2 separate regions of the Homo sapiens genome follow, and region 1 is linked to region 2. A link is a loop called in an ENCODE intact Hi-C map of the cell type or tissue named here. Cell type or tissue: HepG2. All regions are shown on one strand. Each heading gives the region's core, and the rest is flanking DNA. Links, peaks and the distances in the headings are about the cores only. Region 1 has its middle 76 kb from the start of GZMB. Region 2 overlaps STXBP6 (syntaxin binding protein 6).

What was found. Peaks named below come from ENCODE experiments on the same cell type or tissue, not always from the same donor. Only the 100,000 strongest peaks of a DNase experiment are listed, where the experiment ranks them.
Region 1: it touches region 2 in a loop (9-fold over the local background); 3 of 110 quality-filtered maps call a loop at or near these places.

The regions. Positions count from the first base shown.
Region 1 is chr14:24,709,093-24,712,011 of GRCh38, reverse strand. No RefSeq gene overlaps it. Among named protein-coding and RNA genes, the nearest start is that of GZMB, 76 kb to the right of the region's middle. In HepG2, for the core only: a CTCF peak has its summit at 1,412 (motif pointing left); a DNase peak (open chromatin) is centred at 1,421.
Region 2 is chr14:25,041,455-25,044,373 of GRCh38, reverse strand. All of the region lies in intron 1 of STXBP6 (syntaxin binding protein 6), which reads left to right. Among named protein-coding and RNA genes, the nearest start is that of STXBP6, 7.2 kb to the left of the region's middle. In HepG2, for the core only: a CTCF peak has its summit at 1,289 (motif pointing right); a DNase peak (open chromatin) is centred at 1,283.

The sequences.
Region 1 (2,919 bases), core at 227-2,726, 330 kb after region 2:
GTTTTAACAAGAAGCTGAGCAGAAACAGCTCCTGTATAAAAGCGAAGCAGAAACAAACTTCTTCACAATTATCAGTAAATCCATCAAATAACCCAAGGAGACACAGAATTTTTATTTTATTTTATTTTTTACTTTATTATTATTATTATTATTATTATTATTATTATTATTATTATTTGAGACAGGGTCTCGCTCTGTCGCCCAGGCTGGAGTGCAGTGGCGCGATCTCCGCTCACTTTCAAGCTCCGCCTCCCGGGTTCACGCCATTCTCCTGCCTCAGCCTCCCAAGTAGCTGGGATTACAGGAGCATGCCACCACGCCCAGCTAATTTTTTGTATTTTTAGTAGAGACAGAGTTTCACCCTGTTAGCCAGGATGGTCTCAATCTCCTGACCTCGTGATCTGCCCGCCTCGGCCTCCCAAAGTGCTAGGATTGCAGGCGCAAGCCACAGCGCCAGGACAACACAGAATATTATTAAGTGAAATGAAGTCCAGCTTTACAGCACTGAGCAACCATTAAGTGCCAGTTTATTCCAGGAGCTGCAGGGGATGGAGGACGAATAGAACTTTGAAGTTCACACTCACAGGGTCCAAAGTAGACGCCTGCATCTCTGTCCATCCTCCCCTCAAGGGAAATCATGTAGTGTATCCACTTAATGTTCTGGCCAATTATAGCAGTAATTTAAGGGATAAGAGAAGGAGAGGCAGTAGCTATTGGAGATGCCATGTGTATCCTAGGCTCTGGGTTGGACATTCTGGTGTGAGTCCAGTTCTGTACTTGCTGGCTTTTTGACCGTGGGCACATTTTTTTTAACCTCTCTGTATTTGTTTCTTTGTCTGCAAAATGGTAAAACTATTTTCCTTGCAAGGTTTTTGAGATTAGAGATCACATATGTAACGCTCCCAGCCGAATGTGTAGCTCTAGGTCTTCAGGGATGTGGCAGCCGCCAGGACTGGGTTGGTTTTTCCATGTCAAGGGCCATCCTATCCAGCTGCAGGCATGCTGGCTAGGCACACAACATTCAACGGTTTTTAAGTTTGTCTTGCTGGAAGGTGACCGTGGAGGATCTGCGCCAAGACAAGCTGCTGAGGCCTCTTCTGGTCCTGGGTTCTTCGGCAAGGGCTGCTTCTGTGCAAGGGGGAAGACTCAGGGCACAGGGCTGCAACTCACGCAGCGCAGACAGAAGCGCTGAGAAGGCGGCTGAGAGGAGGCCAGAGAAGAAAATCCTAGATAATGTGTTTAATTTGATCCGTTCCCTGGAGTCATTAAAATGCATCCTCCCCTGGACTCTCAAATTCTTGAGCTGAAATAATCAGTCCAACAGGCTTTTTTTTTTTTTTTTTTTTTTTTTCTGAAAATAATGAAAGCATACTTTATGATGCGTTCAAAATTCTCAGGCCTGTTGAGATACTGCCCTCTAGTGTTCAGGGATGGGCGCAACCTCTTTGGGAAACTGCTTGGCCGACCAGCTTGTTAGCTGATGCATCTCCAAAGGAAAGCTAAAAAAATGCAAGGCTGACCCCAGATAACTCGTTCAACATAAGGGGTTGAGATGGGGGTGGGGATTCAAATTCCTATTCCCGTGATAGAGAAACACAAAATTTTCTGTCGCTTATTTTCAAAGGGACCCCACCTGAATTCAGAGGGAATTATTGACCTCTACGGCATCCTCTTGCCAAGGGGGAAGAAAAATACTCGAAATGACTGACACTTTCCTCCCTGTCTCTCTTCCTCTAGCTCCCTTCCATTTATTGAGCAGCTACCAAAGCATAGCCGTCAAAATATGGACACAGGCAGTCTGAGTTCACAGGCTGGCTTCACAATTTGCCATTTGTGCAAATTAGGGTAAGTGACTTAATCTCCCTGTGTCCCACGTTTTTAAATCTATAAAACAGGGATAAAAATTTTACCTACCTCATAGGCATATTCTAACAATGCATGAGATGCTTGGAGTACATTTAAGGTACTTTGAACAAGACCTTTCACACTGTAAACATTTAATAAAATAAGTTATTATTAGTCGTTATTGTATCCTTCTCTGTCTCAGGCTTTGTCCTAGGTTCCTCGGGAGGCAGCTGGGAAGACAGGCATGGCCCCTGCCCTCATAAAACATATATCCACAAATCCTGGGCTTCAAGCTGTCAGGGATTTTATCCATACTGGAGGGCAAAGAAGAGTAAAGCTCCCAAAGTATGTTTTTAAAAATCCAAGAGAAAACAATTTATGATAGCTCAAGAGCCCGCTAGGAAATATTAGTGCCAATTTTCCCAAACAGAGGTAGAAGTTCCACAGGTATGTCTCTGGATGCCTTGAGAACTTCTCCTTTTCTCAGACATCACTAATGAGATACAATTCTCCTTCTATTTCCAGAGTTTATCCACACCTTTAGCTAAAGGGCAACATTAGCCTTCAGATATTGAATATGGAGCTACTTAACTTGAGTCATGCTGTCTTTCTCTGCTTAAAATTCTATTCCTTTGCCTTTCAGAATTACAGTCTCCAGGAGGCCCCTGCTAAAACACACATGTTCTTAGATATGTTTATTATTATTCATCCTTTATATGTTATTAATCTTTAACACCAGGTATGAGATTAATTTGTTAATTCCTTCCTAACTTGATGGCTAAATTCAGGGACGTTTAGGATGAGTGCATTTTTAAAATAACTTTTTCTAATTTTAAAAATACTAAATGCTCATTGTAGAAAATGTAATAGAGAAAACCCTAAAGAAGAAAATTATCCCCACCATGAGACAACTAATCTTAACATTTGATTCTTCTTTCCAGCTACATAATTATGGATTTATCTATAATCAATAGGTCAGCTGGAATTGCATGGACTTTGAGGTCTGGATAAAATGATGCAAACCTTAGTTCTCTCCTTGTAAGAGCCCAAAGCCCTCCCCTAAATTTCTGCAGA
Region 2 (2,919 bases), core at 130-2,629:
TCCTACATTAGATTGCTGGTGAATATGTAAAACCGAACAGCCACTTGGGAAAACAGTTTGGCAGTTCCTCAAAATGTTAAATATTGGCTTCCTAATGACCAATTCCCCTCCAAGATAGATACACAAGAGAACTGAAAACATGTTCATGAAAATATGAATATTCATAGCAGCCGTATTCCTTTTTTTTTTTTTTTTTTTTTTTTGAGGCAGAGTCTCATTCTGTCTCCCAGGCTGAAGTGCAGTGGCACAATTTCTCCTCACTGCAGCCTCGACCTCCCAGGCTCAAGCAATCCTCCCACCTTGGGTTCCCGAGTAGCTGGGACTACAGGCATGTGCCACCACCTCCAGTTAATTTTTTTTATTTTTGGTAGAGATAGAGTTTTACCATGTTGCCCAGGCTGATCTTGAACTCCTGGGCTCAAGCAATCCACCTGCCTTGACCTCTGGGATTACAGGCATGAGCCACTGCGCCTGGCCAGCAGCCTTATTCTTAATAGCCCTAAAGTGGAAACAACCCAAATATCCATCGGCTGCTGAATGGATAAACAAAATGTGGTACATCCATGCAAGGAAAACTATTCAAACATAGAAAGGAACAAAATGTTGATTCATGCTACAACATTGATGTACCTTGAAAACATGCTATGTGAAAGAAGCCAGATACAAATGACCATGTATTTACATGATTCCATTATGAAGTGTACGCAATAGGAAAATCCACAGTGACAGAAGTAGATTAGTGGTTGCTAGGGGTTGGAAGAGGGAGAAATGGGGAGAGACTGTTGATGGGTCTGAGGTTTCTTTCTGGGGTGATGAAAATGTTCAGGAATTAGGGTGATGATGGCACAATTTTTTGAATACACTGAAAACTACTGAGTTGCACACTTTAAAAGAGTGAATTTTATGGTATATGAATTATTAAATTTTTTAAAATAGGAAGAAGGTAGTTGGATCCAAAGGAGAGTTTTTTGTTTTTTGTTTTTTTAAAAAAAAATGATGAGACAACTCCAGAAATAGGGTTTCAGTTTCAGGTTAAATTTTCTGCTATCGGGAAAAAATATCTGGATTATTCGTTTATCCTTGTTTGTCTTTGGCTTTCTAGAATGCTCTTGTTACTCTCTCATTCGAAAGTTTACTACCTGAATTAAAAGGGTTTTGTTCCAAGTTGCTCCTGAGTCAGTGGGATCGTTTTCATGGCAAGTGCCTTGTCATCTTCATATCTGAGTGTGTTTCTGGATTTTCCTCCAGAGACAAATTCCCTATTCAGGCTTCCTTGTGATCCACCAGAGGGCATGCTGACTCTGCAGTTTCAGTTTAGCTTCTGCCTTAAGATCTGACTGTGATCGACATTTTAGTGTCATCTTCTAATTTGTTTGTAGAACTCTGTCAAGACTGCCTCCTCCCTCTTTTTAAAAAATCTCTATTTAAAGAGGGTTCTTGTGGTGGTCAGCATTACGTGAACATCAACGTATTTGGGTCCAAGAGGCATGATACTAAATGAGGTTTAACACCGCTGGAGCTGACACAGTTGGCCCTTGGGTAGACATTCTTCTCTCTTTAACAGTGTGGTGCCACAGTGCCTCTTGAGATTTTGTTAGAATGCTGGTTCTGATTCAGTAGGTCTGGGATGGGGCCTGAGATTCTGCACTTCTAACAAGCTCTCCCTGATGCAGATGCTGCTGTCGAGTGGATCATACTTTGAGTAGAAGCTGATACAGTTTAGAGAAGATGGCTTCGGAATGGGACAGGGCCGAGTGTGAAACATAGCTCTACCATTAACGTGTGCGTGACCTTGCGCAAGTTAATTAACATCTGCGCCACAGTTTCTTATCTGTATGATCAGAGTAAGACCGAGCAGGTAGAAGTGTGCCTAGCATCATGTGCCTGAAATGCTAAATGCTATTGACCTTCTCCTGCCCACAAAGATCAAGAATTCTGTGGTAAGGAGTAAGGAACAAAATACATGACTGGGATTCTCCCACCTGGAGCCTGTGCCCCTTGCCCTCACCAGCCTCTGCTTCCTCTGTTGCTTTTGGGACTGGCACTAATCCCGGCTGGCTTGCCTTCTTATGGGATTGGCATGAGGACATTATGAGCTGTAAGATGAAGCACCTCTGTAAAGTATATGCTATTACTCTACAGTGCTGGCTTGGGGAATTACATCCTCATAGGTTACCCAAGGTGAGTTGGTGGCTTGTTAAATTTGTTCTGTTTCTGTTTCGTTTATCATCATTTGAAGTGGAAGGAAATAGGAGATTGTGTTTACATTTCAATTAAGTTGATGGATCCTCTTTCTTCTGGGAAACAATACGTACAAATAGTTTTTAAGAATTAAACAAAGCCACAAGTGCAATAAATCAAACTAGTTTCCAGTCTCCACAGCCTGATGTTTATTGCTTTCCTAAGGGTAGTAATTGTACCCTTTGAGACCCTGTTCTACCTTCTTGTTTGACTCTTGCATGGATTGTCAGGTTGGGGTCTTTAACGCCTGATGACTTTGAAGAATGAGATTGTTTACTTTGTTACAATGCCAGGGCAGAGCATTTGAACTGCTGTTGCATCGACATCAGGTAATCAAAGATAAGATATTTGGGTTGAAGCCTAATACACTAGGCTTCACTGGGACTCACTGCGCTTCTGGAAGGTAGAGGTGGCCATGTCATTTGGAAGTGAGAATTATCTGATTCCTCTGGCAGGTGAATATGTGTGCTGCAGTCTAGTCACTTTCCATAACCGCTCTGGTGACTAAGCTTGGTCAGATAGGGCGTATATCAGTGAGCTGTTTTTTGTTTGTAGGCTGCCTAGAAATATGTTGACTTTGTACAGTCTAAGCTGAAAGCCAGCAGTAACTGGTGGTTAAGAAGTTAATATTATTCTTGAAAAATTTAATCTACCCTATCATTAAAGAGCAATAAGGAA